Linked DNA regions of Homo sapiens: regions 1 and 3 are each linked to region 2. A link is a contact called in ENCODE Hi-C or POLR2A ChIA-PET data. All regions are on one chromosome and are shown on one strand. The core of a region is the stretch at or near the end of the contact, and the rest is flanking DNA. Distances in the headings are between cores, read along the strand shown. Region 1 overlaps LOC107986141 (a long non-coding RNA gene). Region 2 overlaps LINC01214 (long intergenic non-protein coding RNA 1214). Region 3 has its middle 15 kb from the start of LINC01213.

Region 1 (4,400 bases), core at 1,596-4,095, 48 kb after region 2:
GATATTTTGCCTTTATTTTGCCAGTCTGCTTCATGACTATGGCTTTTAGAGATCGCTTTTCAAAAGGACATGTTTTAGTGAACGCTATCAAGCTGGAAATTTTAAAAAGCAAGAAATCCAGATCATCACACATTTTTTCATTATTTTTTAGTCATCAAATTATTTTTCATGTGTATTTCAGAGGATTGCTCTTCCAAGAAATACTCTGTAATACACTGTATGCATTTGAGAGAAAACTCTGAACTTGTTTTTAAAGTTTGTATATTCAACCAGGTATCAATGACACTTTTTCATCTTTTTTTTTTTAATTACTAAAGAATCCAGTCACATCAAGCATCATGAGCTTCCAGAATCCTGAGTTCTATAGGAAACCAATTAGTTTGAACATCTTCCCCAAGGTATAAAAGTATTTCGCCAATCCCAATACAGGGTGAGAAGAGTTTATGAGAATTGAATGAAACAATGCAGATAGTCTCTCACCAACATCCCCCATAGCCTCACAATTCAAATGCAGCATTCCACTTGCTCGGCTTTAAAATTTAATAAAGAAAAGTAAAGCGATGGGTTGGAAGATTTTGGAAATTGAGCAAAGATGAAAGAGGCAGTATTGTACATTTGCGTTTCTTTTATATTTGATGTCCTTCCATGTTAGGGAGAAAAAGAAAATATGCAAGAGTACGAAGGACAATGTTTTTAATAAAACCTTGGCTGCTTTTCTGTAAGAATCGATGCAAGTAATTTTATCTCTTTAGGGGTGGTTTTCAAAGCAAGGGGAAGAAACAAATTGACAGGATCTCATAAGGTACTTGGGAAATGCACTCTTTTTGTGCTTTATTTAACTTAGCTAGGGAAAAAAACTACGTGAAAAGGCAAGATTTCACTCAGATCTAGTTCTGCTTCATATGACTTAGAAAGGAAAAAAAGGAAGAAAGGAAGAAAAAATCCCTCTCAAACCTTATGCCCTATATCATAGTGTTGTACAGATGACTTTTAAAAGGATAATAACATATTTCAGTATTTTTTAAACTGAAATTTGACTAACTGTACAAATTTGGGTTGTGGGTTCTTTAACGAAGGAAGATAATTATATTTATATTTTTCTGACATGATATAAAAACTTAAGTCAGCATAGAGCCCCTGCTGTCAAGCTAGGCTGCCATTTGAGCTCCTAAGGAAGAAAATCCTTGGGAAAGATTGTATTTTATAGTCCTGCCCTCAGCAATTCAGCTGTGCTTCATTCCAAGACACATTTTTGCCTTATGTGCCATAATAAAAGCAAACCTTCTTGCCCCTTAGAGGGGCACATTTAGAAGATCAAGAGGAGAATGTACTTGGGCCACAGTCTCTCCTAGGACGGCTGCAAGGCAAGCTGTAATAGAAACCAAAACAGGGCACATCTAACCGGTTCTGGGTTTTCTCCTGAAGGCAGGATGTAGACCAGGTTTTTTGCAAGGGTCACTGAAGTTTGCAAAACTTTTTCTGCTCCTGGCTGATTGAGCGAGCCAGAGCCAGCTCATAGCTTGGATTGGAAATCATGTGAAACTCATTTATGCCATTTTGTATTTTCTCTCTTTAACTCCCTATCAGACATTGAGCCGAGTTTGCATCCGAGTCTGGAGTTGGTTTACAAGCATACTGGAAATAAAACTCAATTGGGAGTGAGAATCCAGGTGAACCGAAGTAAACGTGAACTCTTTGTGAACCAAATACTACTGTACGCCTCTTCAAAGCCTACAGGCGCCTGAAAATCTCCCATAAATCCAAGCTGCATTGAAAGGATTTGCTCCAAGCCTTCTACCAGTAGCTTGCATCCACATGCATCAGATTCAGCTGTCTCCTAAATCTGCAAAGTGTTATCTGCCTCACCGTGCACAAACTACTGTCCCAAACTGTATTCAATCCAGATGGGAGGTTTTATCACTTCCTGACTTCCCTTCCATTGTAAGGATGAATATTTTGAAACCAGGCAACTAGGAAAACCATACCCCACTAAATGGGAGCATATACTATTTAGGGAAAACTTTCTAATTGTCCCCCAGAAAATGAAGAAATTATGCTCTTCTTGTACCCTGATTGTACAAAATGTTCAGCTCCCTGGGATATGCACCAGATCACATTCACAAGAGAACCTACCATGGGTGTGTCCAGCGTCACGCACAATTCTCAGTGAAACAGCTTAATCTCCACACTTTTCTGTCTCACAAGCAAATTAGGATGCAAGTGAGGTTGAAATTATCACAGGAATACATGTTATCCTATTTTAAAAAATAATTTTCAAATGCTGGCACTTCACTATTAATAACAACAATTTACTTGTGACAGCTGATAAGACACATTGATATTTCAATCCTGATTCACTCAGACCACCACCACTCCTATAAGTACCTCCAATCAGGGAACTTGTCAATCATAAAGTGGAAGTTGGTTTATGTTCTATTTCCTCCTCAGGGACAGGGCCCAAGTCTTGATCATCACTTTACATAAATCAGTGCCCAGGCTATTGCAGGGGTGCAATAACACTTATGTAAACCAAGGGAAAGGCACATAATATGCCTAGAATATCTCTAGAAGGATCCTCCAAGAAACTGCTAGCAGTGATTGTCCCTCAACAGAGAAACTAGGGGTTGAGGTGAGACACTTGATTTCACTGTTTTTTTTTGTTTGTTTGTTTGTTTGTTTACTAATTAAACTTTTTACCCAGTATTTTGTATTTTATTGGGTACATTAGAATATTTATTGAATGAATCAACACACAGATGAACGAACAAGCTATATCCAGGAACACAAGAGTTGACGCCCAAATATTTTTGTCTGTACCAACTTAACAGCAGTGGCTTTTTCCAACCCGAAGTTTCAAATCCTTCTGGTGACTCATGTCAAGTTGCGTGCGCCAAGTTAAGAGAGTGCTGACACTCTGACTCAGTGTGTACAGAAATTCTTGGCCAAGGAGGAGACAAAGAACTGTCACAAAGGCTAGACTTTATTGGTTCAGTTTTGATTCATTAATCAGAAGTGGAAATGCTCACAGTTTTTCTCCATATTAGATGTTGCTGTATCTTGTCTGTGAAGAGCAAGCGTGGTTACTTCTCAAGATAAAGCTCTATCCAAGATCCAGAAAAATGGCAATTCTTTAGAGAAAAAAAATCCATTTATCTCATGTCCCTAGTTTCATGTCTCCTTTCAGCTCCAGAGAGGTGGCTTACTGCAGTGAATTGAAGAGCACTGGCTTTGGGATCAGGCAGAACTGTCTAACTATCCTTTGTCTCAGAATTTGCAGTTGTATATAAACTGGGGACAAAGGTACCTACCTGACAAGGCTGCCATTAGGCTTAAATTAGCTAATATATTTAAAATCCCTGTAACATAGTGCTTAAAAAGTGGTAGCTATTATTCCTACCGTAAAATAGTTTTACAGCCCTTTTCATCCTTTAAATTGACTGAGAATCAACACCAGTCGTTGCTTTAAAACAAAGCTTTGAGGCTTTAAGTCTTACCTATAAGGTGCCACTACATTATAAGCTTAAGAACGTTTTGCCTCCTCCCATAATAAAAATATTCTGTGGTGTTTTTGACATGTTACTTCTTTTGCCTACAGTGTAAAGATTAGGAATAAGCTTGCTATTAATACTTCCAATATTCACTGTGTCATCTGTCTGACTGTCATAATCCTCAATCAATCACCTTTGTGCTAGCATCACTTTTTATCCAACCAGGTCAAGATCATGTAATTTGACGGCTGCTTAGGAATTTGTCAGCACTGTTATTTGAAGGGTGTTAGAAAGACACTGGCACTACAATCAGACTCTGTAGCAATATGCCATGCCAAAGGAATTTTTAATGAGGTGGATTTTTTTTTTTGAGTTGGGGGATCCCTTGTCCCCAACTCAAATTCATGCTTCAGTCTGGTTCCAAAAGAAACCAGACTTTTTGGAACCACAATCCCCAGATTCCTCAATGTTTGGCAAGTTTGCCAAGAGGTTCAAGCTGCCCTCTAGCTCATCTGGCTGCTGCTCTTGCCCAGGCTGTCTGATGACTTGCTGGGCCACCAGGGGCCCTGCCTTTCCCAGCATGGAAGTATGTGACTCTCCCCACACTCCCTGCGCCAACAATGCCAAGAATCAGAAACAAGGGCCGGGAGTGTTAGCAGGCCCCGCATGAGTGGCAGCTTAGAGGGCTTGCATTGTGCTTGGTGCACCAAGAGCAGATTGTTATTCTGCAGGCATGAATTAGAGCCTGGGCAGAAAGCACCATGGTCTTGCCCGGTGGTGTCTTGCTGCTGCTGGAGAAGTGAGAGGGCTGCGGTTGTACAGAATTTCTGCAGGCCATGTTCCAGGAATTGTCCTTAGAGGGCTCATCAGAAGTGGAAACATTTGCTTCTTGAATTCCAAACACCCTGAAAT
Region 2 (4,893 bases), core at 1,847-4,346:
TCTTGATGGGACGTTGGCTAGGTCACATTGCAAAGGAGCATGTGGAAAGGAGAGATTATTGTAGCTACAAATGCAACCTACCACATGAGGATTAGGAATAATATTTATAAAGTACCTGCTTCTCATGATATGCACCCAATGAATGATGACTCATATTGCTATTAATAGTGCCATTATTAACTTTAAGTGGGGAGCAATTGGCACTGAGATTCATATTGACCTTCTTAGAGGAAAAAGGTAGTGAAAAATTAGGCTTTTAAGAAATTCTCACTTGTGTTTCCCTCGTCTGCAGTAATGGGGCCCATAATAGTAACTGTTTTTGAGTTGTTTTAAGAAGTTTATTGAAATAAAATATGAAAAGTGCTCAACTAGAGCACACTTGGCATGAGCGTCAGAACTGTTCATTATTACTATTTTATGTCATGGTTTAGAAATAATGTATTGTTTTTGATTATCATAAGCTTTTCTAGGACTTCCAAAACCTAGAATCTAAAATGCATTGGCTGGGCATGGTGGCTCATGACTGTAATCCCAGCACTTTGGGAGGCCGAGGTGGGTGGATCACCTGAGGTCAGGAGTTCGACACCAGCCTGGCCAACATGGTGAAACCCCATCTCTACTAAAAATACAAAAATTAGCCAGGGGTGGTAGTGGGCACCTGTAATCCCAGCTACTTGGGAGGCTGAGGCAGGAGAATTATTTGAACCCAGGAGGCAGAGGTTGCAGTGAGCCCAAGATCATGCCACTGCTGCACTCTAGCCTGGGTGATAGAGCAAGACTCCATCTCAAAAAAAAAAAAAGCATCAAGATGCCACGTCACAGGATTTAATAACTTCAGAAATTTTATAACTGATACATTCAAGAGAAAAATGTTTTTAAAAATTGGAGCTTGCATTATTAAAAATTACATATATAACAATATAATAGATATAGGTAAATACATCCATTCATGTACACATCGAAGTCAAATTTTGAGGTAAATTTTCCATTGGAGTTACATTTTTAAACAACTAGCCAAATATGATATAATTATATTGACCACTATAGGAGCAATCACATAAGAAGAGAAACACTAAAACAGAAAAGAAACTGATTCAGAATTGTAAATAGGGTGCAAACTGGGGTTTTGTTGATTGATACTGGTTTCAACAGATGAGTTTCTAAAACAAGGCAGCAAATGGATAAAAGGATCAGGACACCAGTGAAAGCTCTAAACAACTGCAAATAAATTAGATTCCTGAGTAATAAATCTTGAATCTTGCTGTTTGATCACCCTTATCAGGCAGAAGCCTGAGAAAATAGAGGAGCTCTCCATCCTGCCCAGAAGGTCAAGGACACACTTGGCATCATCAGCTCCACATTCCTAAGGGGAGGACCCTCCACCGAGAATGCAAAGAATGGCTTCTTGGTCTGGATAAAACCACTGCTTCTGGGGCTGTATTTCCGCTGGCCCATGGCAAGGCAGCATGCAGCAGCTTAAGAATAACACACTTTGATGCTATTCAGCCATTTAACAGAATCTTTGCTGACATGGGAAAACAGCCCCCAATATGTTGTTAAGAGAAAAACAGGCTCAAAGCTGTAAATATAATGTGATACAATTTTTGTCAAGCAACATAAGATACATGAAAAAAACATTATAAGGCTTTGCCAAACATAATGGAAGCCACCCACGTGCGACAGGATTTGGGGTAACTTATTTTCCTGTTTCTTTTGAGTTTTTATTTGTTTTCCAAATTTTCTGCTATATGTGTTATTGCTAAAGTACGTAACAGTTATTTTAAGACATAACTGAAGTAGAAGGAAGGCAACAATAAAGTGATACTGAGAGTAAATAAAACATAATATATTTGTCAGTGCTTAGTAAACAAATCAGTGCCCTACCTCAGCACATAACATTTCAAAGTAACCACAACATGCTATGTTAAATATTTAATTTAAATTTTTATGTGAGGCTGAATTAGGAGGTATTATAAATATTAGGTATTGCTATACTTCATTAGCTAATCAAAATTTATCAAGAAAAATGCACATGAAATTGCTGTTGCCAACATATAGACTCATTTAAAAGTCTTTAAAAGAAATACTGTCATGTTAGAGACCATGACATTATCATGTCTGAATTATGGGGTCTATTCGAAGAGGTTGTGGTGGAATCAGGTGGCAAGGTGGGGGAAGGAAATCCATTCAAATCAACCAATATACAGTAATCTCCTGTTATCTGTGGGGAATATGTTCCAAGACCCTCAGTGGATACCGGAAACTGCAGATATAAATTCTATATGTACCATGTTTTTCATATACATTAATACCTATTATGAAGTTTAATTGATAAATTAGCCACAGTAAGAAATCAACAGTAATGAATAATAATGTAGAACAATTATAACAATATGCCAGCATCTCTACTCTTGCACTTTGAGGTCATTATTAAGAAGCATAAGAGTTACTTGAACACAAGCACTGCAATACCATAACAGTCCATCTGATCACCAACATGGCTACTAAGTGACCCACAGGCAGGTAGCATATCCAGTGTGGATATGGATGCCCTAGACAAAGGGATGATTCATGTCCCATGCAGGGCTGAGTGGAACGGTGAGAGATTTCATCACCACAAAACAATGGGCAATTTAAAATTTATAAATTGTTTATTTCTGGAATTCTCCATTTGATTTTTTTTTGTCCTCAATTGACGACAGGTAACAAACCACAAATAAGGGGGAACTACTGTATGTATTATGCTTTTCGGGGGAAAAAGCCATTGAGGATGGAATTTCTGAGCTTCCCTTAGGTTGTGTTGGCATGACGAAACCGCCCTTCCACAAGGCAGTCGCTACCTCCTTGATTTCTTTATCTCCAGTGCCTAGTGTGTGCTGCAAGGTATTGCCCAGTAAATATCTGTGCCATGAAGAAGGCCAAAGTCTTGCTTACAAGGTGGTGAATGTGCTAAAAGTAATCCCAAGGTCCATATTGGAGAAATACTACTTTGAATTAGAGTCTTGCCAACACAAAGCACACTCGCTTACTATTAAACTGATACGATTATCAGTATGATAAGAAATGATTATCATTTCCTTACACTTACTCTATACTTGCTTACTCACTAACTAGTCATCAGTCACAGGCTGTAAAGTCGGAAGGAAAAACAAACTGCTGCTTCCTGCTGTAAATTCTCTAACTACACTTGTGAAGTCTTTTCGTTTTGTCTCCTTTTACTTTTAGAGAGCCCCCTTTTTATTTTAGTCCAATCAACTAAAATAAGACAGGCTTTTGGTTTAGCCTAGTATTCCCTGAATTTATGGGAAAGAGAATGGCTTTGTGTCTAACTAGATCTGTATGCCAACTTGGGAATATCAGTTCTCAGAAAGCATTATTTCAGTCTCTTCGTATTTGATTTTGTTTGAATCTCCTGTGCTGCCTCACCTATATGGTTACTTAACAAGGGCTGTTCTGAACGCCCAGTTTGGTTGCTGAAGGTGATTGATAAGTGATACACTTTTGTCCTTATGGAGTTTGTCCGTCAAACTGTTTCCACATACTCTGTAAATTGGGAACTTGGCTTGTAAGTTCCAATCCCCATGAATCCTCAAGAACAAGGAACTGACCCTGTTGTTCCTATATTAAAAGCGAATCCAGGAAAGAAGGAAGCCTTCGTGTGCACTTGTCCATTTACCTCATTCCGGATGGAGAAGCACATGCTGATCACTTGGGGTCCCTTCCAACTTTACCAAAATTTGCTGTTTATTCCTTTGTGCATTGTTTCAACAAATAGTTGTTAAGTGCTAACAATGTACAGAGCTATGCAGTAGGTTCTCCAGGGATATACGGTTGTAAAAGACATACCTCTAACCCTCAATAAATTTACATTACATGCCGATTTGCAATCTAGTTAGCTCAGGCAAATTCTCTTCCAAATAAATAATACACATAGGAACAATTCCACCCCAAGCCAGTGGCCTACCTATTTAAAAAATATTAGAAGCTGCCTAATTTCTGTGTGTTTTTTAAAAGATGTATCTGCAGAGTCACATACAGAAACATTCGAATTGTTAATTCCTAATTACGAGTTAAAGTTCCTGCTATTCTTCCTTAGGAGACTAGGTGTTGGGAACCTGAGGTCAGATTTTTAAAAAGGAAGCTTGACCCACATGGATGGTGTAACATGGCTTCACTACAGTAAATAGTAATTCATCAAAGTAACAGGTGAAATGATATAACACAGCTTCTAGGACATTCACAGACATAGGCTTTGTGTTTTTTATCCATACTCAGATTTTCCTTAACCAATTGAACATTCCAGTTCTTTCTTAGCTTCTTAATCCCTTAGCCTACTCTCCATGATATTTCTACTCTTCTGCTTAGTTCTCTGATATTTTTGGCAACACTGACTAATTTCCTTCAGAGACCATTGAAGGCTATTAAATGTCTGTGCCAGAAACTCCTCCAATGCACATGTCATCAAGGCATAGAGAGGTATATTTGCAGTGGACAGCCCCTCCACCCCCTCAAACAAAAGGAGAAAGTCCTCTAACAAACCAAAATATTGGTGGCTGATAATCTCAGCCCAATTTTTTCATCATCTGGGTTTTTTTTTTTTTCCTGTTCTCTTAATTAGATGGAGCCACACACTATGGCATGTTGTAAAAGAGTTTCTGAAGGGCAGAATTTGTGGCAGAGAGAGAGAGTTCCAAACTGGAAGACTCAAGAAATAAACAAAGATACCACAAATGAGAACAGATAAAATGTTCACATTCTAAATCTTTTTTTGAAAGAAAGAAACAATCCTCAGAAGTAAAAATAATTATCATTAGTGGCAAAAAGCAAAACATACACACACAACAGATAAAGGAGATTAGACACTAAAACTGGGAGCAAAAAGGCAGTGGAAAT
Region 3 (4,771 bases), core at 1,362-3,861, 47 kb before region 2:
GCAAAGGTCAATCTCTGATTGATTTCCCAATAAATTGCATGAGAAGACATTGCCTAAGAGTTCACTTCGATATGGAGCTGGCAACCGCAGGGAGCTCTTCCCACCACTAGACCTGAATGAAGCATCGAGGAGCCATTCTTGGAAGCCAGGGAGGGGAGTGGAATGGAAAGGGCTGCCTGGCAGGAGCTGTATCTCTGGGTAGAGGGACACAGCCAACCTGCAGGAACCAGCAGAGAAGGGGCCAGGAACATACTCTGATCTTACCTCCTCCTTCCTCTCTCCTGCCAGTACTCTTGGGTAAGCAAGCCCTTTGCTGCTGTCTAAATAGGTCATCCTCCCTGGGCAGAGAACAGGATGGAAAAGAGTAGAGAGAGGACCTGGGGGTGCAAATGTAAGATATCCAACACAGGAAGTTTGTTATAAGATTAGATAACTTACATGGCACTGTGTCTGCTACACAGAAGATACTGACCACCTGATGGTTACTATTATTTCTTATTATTTGTCCTGCTTTGGTTGGCTTGGTATTTATGTGTCCAGTTCAGATCCTCTGGCCTCACCGCAAACAAAAGAGTTTTCTAATCCCTGTAGTAGCATGAGAAGTGACTCACTAAAAAGTCAATTAAGTTTCTTGTCTACAATCTTTTGCCTCTATTTTTTTTAAAGGAAGCTTTCAAATGGGGTTGGGGGTGGGGAACTTGGAAATCATTTTTTTAAACACAAGCTTTGTGATTTGTCTTATTGGAAGTTCTTAACAGAGGAAAGGGGCCTGTTTGTTTAGATTGCTATGCAACAGGAGGCATTGAGTAAATGGTTTCCCAGTTTTTATTATTTTAAACTTCACCCGGAGAAAATTGATCCAAGTTTAAGAAAGACAGGAGGAATGGAATATAGACTCTAATGTTTCCAAAATTCTAAATGGCACTGCAAATAATAGAACCCTAAAACAAACATTCACAAACAGAAAATTACCTTTGTATTTCTCACTTTCAAGGTAAAATCCGTAGAAAATATGTCTTCATCTATTCAAACAGAATTTTTTCCAGCTAATTTATACACTACATGCTAAATAATGACAGAAAGTTGAAAGTTTATCACTTTCTACCAAATATCAGCAAAAGGTTAAGTTGCTGTAGAATAATTACTTTTTATCTCCATTTTTCACCCACAACATGCAGAAAGCACAACTAGGCAGAAGCCATCATTGACCAAGAGGAAAGAGGGGCAGATGCCTCCTAAAATTCTTTCCCTATCTCAAACTCAGTCACCAGTTTTTACAAAAGCTTCACATTCCCCCATCGAGCTATTTTTCATTAGGCCAAGAGGTTTTGGGTTGATATTCATGTTGGTGCTGGCTCTATCAGGCTGGCAGGCTTAAGGCAGTTTCTGAATTTCCTGTTCAAGTTAGAGGGGAAAATGCACATGCGTCCAGTGCCCTGAACTTGGTGAAATCAGACATCTGGAAGCCAATGGTGGGGAAAGAGAGCAAAGGTTACAAGAAAAATAACACTCAGTAGCAACCAGCAAAACAAACTTTTGTCTGGAGCAACAAGAAGGCACAGCAAACACATCAGCCCATGTGGCACCAGCTCATCTTCTTAAAAACAGTGTCTTACTGCTTCTCCTAATGTCAGGAGTTCCAAAAACATAAAGAAGTAAATAAAAATAATTAAAATGCCTCTACCCAATAATTAAATGCCACTACCCTAACACTGTGATATATTTCCTTCTAGTTTTTTACACACACATATTCTATAGGTATATGTACATAAGTAAGATTGCAAAGAAATACGAAGGATATTTTAAAACTAAAAAACAGAATTATTTTATACTTGCAGTTTTATGTGTTGTATTTTAAGTCTACATTATTTTTACACATTTCCTTATATCATTACATATTGTCAGAATGGCTATTTTTTAAATTAGCTACGTAATAGTTCATCCTACAGATGTAGCATAATTTGACCAAGCTCTTGTTGTTGGCATTCACGCTGTTTCCAATTTTTTTACTGTTATGAATAATATTTTGAAGAATATCTTTGTAATTCTGCCTGCAGAATAAATTCCTAGAAGTGAAATTACTGGGTGAAAAGCACTCACTTAAAACATAAAGCCCAATCTGCCATCTAGAAAAGTTATGTCAAGCCTTGGTCTTGTGAGTAGTTTAGGAAAATATCTATTTTACTACACCCTATCGATCCTGAGAATTACCACCTTTAAAACTCTTGGCCTATTTGAGAGGTGGAAATGGTGTCTTAATATTTAAAATTTTTATTTTTCTTACTTAATAATAGTCTGAACATGTACTGACCATGCCAAATCAGTTTTTGTCATCTTTGAAAACATTGACTTCCTTTTGACTGGACTTTAAAGTGCCAGTTCCCGCAGAAAAGTCAACTTCCATGGACGTGTGAACACAGCCCTCTTAATATAAATATTACCAACTCCATATCAGTCTTAATTTTAATAATAACGCCAAACAATGGATTCTTTTCTGTCACGTTTTGCAATATAATCATGTCAGTTTTCAAAGGCTGGTACACCCTGGAATTACAAACACAGTCTGTGGCAAGAGATATTGGCAGCTCTCCAACCCAGAATGACAAGCAAGCATCCCTTCATTCTGAGCCCACAGGATGATGGTGCAGGGACAGGGGACCTAGTGACATGGGTATCCATTGGCAACCTGACACTCGTTGACCCCTCACATGTCAGAGTTCCTAACTTTCATGCCAAGGACCCCTCTGACAGGTGAGGTCTACAGATCCCTTCTTAGAATAATGCCTTTAACAGCTTAAAATAAATACATACATAGAATTATAAAATAATCCAATTATATTGAAATATGATTATCAAAACATTTATAAAAATCTGTGGTATAGTAATATAGGTGCTTATTAAGCACTATTTAACAAAATCTAGCAGCAGATCTAAAAACTACCATCACAGCAAAGTGATAAAAAAGGTAAAGATATTTCAAGATACCTGCAACAGCTAATACAATGTGAAAATGTTTATTTCTATTAGTGACAAAGTCCAAAGACTGCAAACACTGTTGTGGTTTGTTGCCTACATTCATAATGAAGGTAATGATGCATTTCAGTGAGAGTTCAGTAAAAGATGTAATTTTTTTTTCCTGTCCTGGAATGCCTGAGTTCTCTTCATGGACCCTAGGTTAATAACCCGTAGTCACATGAAGTGTTCTGAAAGTAGAAAGTTATGTAAATGCATTTATTTCCACCTCCTCCCACTACTAAGAAATGTTACATTTTCTCTGGGTCCTATTTTTTTTCTTTGCTCTAATTACTACCATTCTGGGAAGCTGTTGGAACAGTGCAGTAGGGTTGGCTACAGTGGAAGAGCTTAGTCAAAGTGTTGAAGTCACCATGTTAAAAATACCTTACTTGATGAAGTTGCAGACCTGTGCTCTCTGATCACGTGCCACACGTAGCACCATTATACCACGCTGTGATTTAACAACCCATGTCTGAGAGTCAGAAGCTCAGGGTTCTAGCTACAGCTTTGTCACTAAGCAGCTGTGTGACTGTGAAAAGGCCCCTTGACATTCCTGAGCCTTAGATTTTCATAACTAAAAAAAAAAAAAAAAATTGGAAAAGACCATCTCCCGTTTCAAGTTCTCACAATATTTGACTTTAAAACTTTGTAACTTCCATTGTATTTTGATGATGAGTGTATCCTTCCAGAAGAGTTCTTTAGCATCCAGAACAGACAGATAGGCTTACCTGTTGTCTAAAATAAAGTTTCAATCCCCTTTTTTGTCCCTGCCAGTCTCTCTTTTCCATTTTTCCCTCATCCTCTTTGTAAAACAAACGTGTTCTTTTCCTTAAAGCAACAGAACCTGAATTCTTCTGTTGGTTCTAAAGCAGAACTTAAAGTTTCTCTGGATCTTCTGTTTGTCACACGACTTCCCCAGTCACGTCTGAATGCCCAGGCCAGCCAGTGTCAATTTCAGTGTTGGTTCCAATGTTCCCAAATCTCCGCTCATAGAGCATTCTTCCTTCCTCTTTAGGTAAGCTTTCCTAGGTCTTAGGCAGGGATTTCTTAACTTTCTATGTGTTGCTTCACTGAACAAGGTAAAGTATTCTGTTCTCCTACTCACATAGAATTCACAGAGTAAATATTTCTCAGAGATTTTCCTTCCTAATCACGCAGCATTTTTAAACACTTGGCATTGTGCTCCGTTCAAGTTGTCGAGCCCAGATTCAGGGAGAGCCCAGAGCTTTTGGTGTCAGAGTGAACAGGAGTGCTGGGTGAATGAGGCGGCCTGGCAGGGACACCATAGGCCTGTTGGACCCTAAGAATACTGACAAGGCTGAAGAGAAAGACACAGAGGCAGCCTGCTCTTGGCAAGCCCAGGCAGGGTTCCCTTTGATGTGAAGTCTTGCTTGATATTGCTTTGTGTGTCTGCATTTGTCCTTGGCAGGCGGAAGGCAGTTCCTTTCCAACAATGAGGTGCCCTTGTGTATTGCTGCCATCCACCAAAACAGTGATGCATGCAAGCAGCTCCCAGGGTGATGAGGTAGGCAGAGTGAGGTTGAGGCTGGTGAAGGGGGTGGGGAGGACACTCAAGGAGAACCCAAGTGCCAAGGTGAAGATGTTAGCAAAGAAGCTGTGACAGGCCTGAAACTCTGCACCAGGGCTCTCAAAACATTTCACTGATTTCACCTTGAAGTAGGAACAATTTGAGAGGGATACAGAGTAATTAGGAGCAAAATGTTGAAAGTGATTTCTTTTGATTGAAATACAAAGA

Evidence for each region. A loop is a pair of places that touch in the nucleus more often than their neighbours do. ChIA-PET counts read pairs that join two places held with the same protein, here RNA polymerase II (POLR2A). Pooled maps may share reads with other maps.
Region 1: a loop to region 2 is called in a map of endothelial cell of umbilical vein, with 3 times the contacts of the local background. The contact joins two enhancer-like sites. A Hi-C loop is called at or near these places in 8 of 168 maps with a recorded cell type or tissue (Caco-2, Calu3, PC-3 and 5 more) and 6 of 50 pooled maps. POLR2A ChIA-PET finds 5 or more read pairs at or near these places in 9 of 52 experiments (AG04449, MCF 10A, OCI-LY7 and 5 more).
Region 3: a loop to region 2 is called in a map of endothelial cell of umbilical vein, with 3 times the contacts of the local background. The contact joins two enhancer-like sites. A Hi-C loop is called at or near these places in 3 of 168 maps with a recorded cell type or tissue (aorta, astrocyte of the spinal cord and endothelial cell of umbilical vein) and 1 of 50 pooled maps. POLR2A ChIA-PET finds 5 or more read pairs at or near these places in 9 of 52 experiments (A549, AG04449, AG04450 and 6 more).

Annotation. Positions count from the first base shown.
Region 1 is chr3:150,345,791-150,350,190 of GRCh38, forward strand. It overlaps LOC107986141 (a long non-coding RNA gene), which reads left to right. Exons shown (of 3, transcript XR_001740958.1): 2 at 1,588-2,629. Among named protein-coding and RNA genes, the nearest start is that of LINC01214, 24 kb to the left of the region's middle. Within about 2 kb of position 2,846, at least 12 of the 41 ENCODE cell types and tissues checked have a DNase peak (open chromatin) inside an H3K27ac peak, as active enhancers do; they include PC-3 and Panc1, where a contact is called at or near this core.
Region 2 is chr3:150,298,040-150,302,932 of GRCh38, forward strand. All of the region lies in intron 1 of LINC01214 (long intergenic non-protein coding RNA 1214), which reads right to left. Among named protein-coding and RNA genes, the nearest start is that of LINC01214, 23 kb to the right of the region's middle. Within about 2 kb of position 3,097, at least 3 of the 41 ENCODE cell types and tissues checked have a DNase peak (open chromatin) inside an H3K27ac peak, as active enhancers do; they include PC-3, Panc1 and endothelial cell of umbilical vein, where a contact is called at or near this core.
Region 3 is chr3:150,251,205-150,255,975 of GRCh38, forward strand. No RefSeq gene overlaps it. Among named protein-coding and RNA genes, the nearest start is that of LINC01213, 15 kb to the left of the region's middle. Within about 2 kb of position 2,612, at least 5 of the 41 ENCODE cell types and tissues checked have a DNase peak (open chromatin) inside an H3K27ac peak, as active enhancers do; they include endothelial cell of umbilical vein, where a contact is called at or near this core.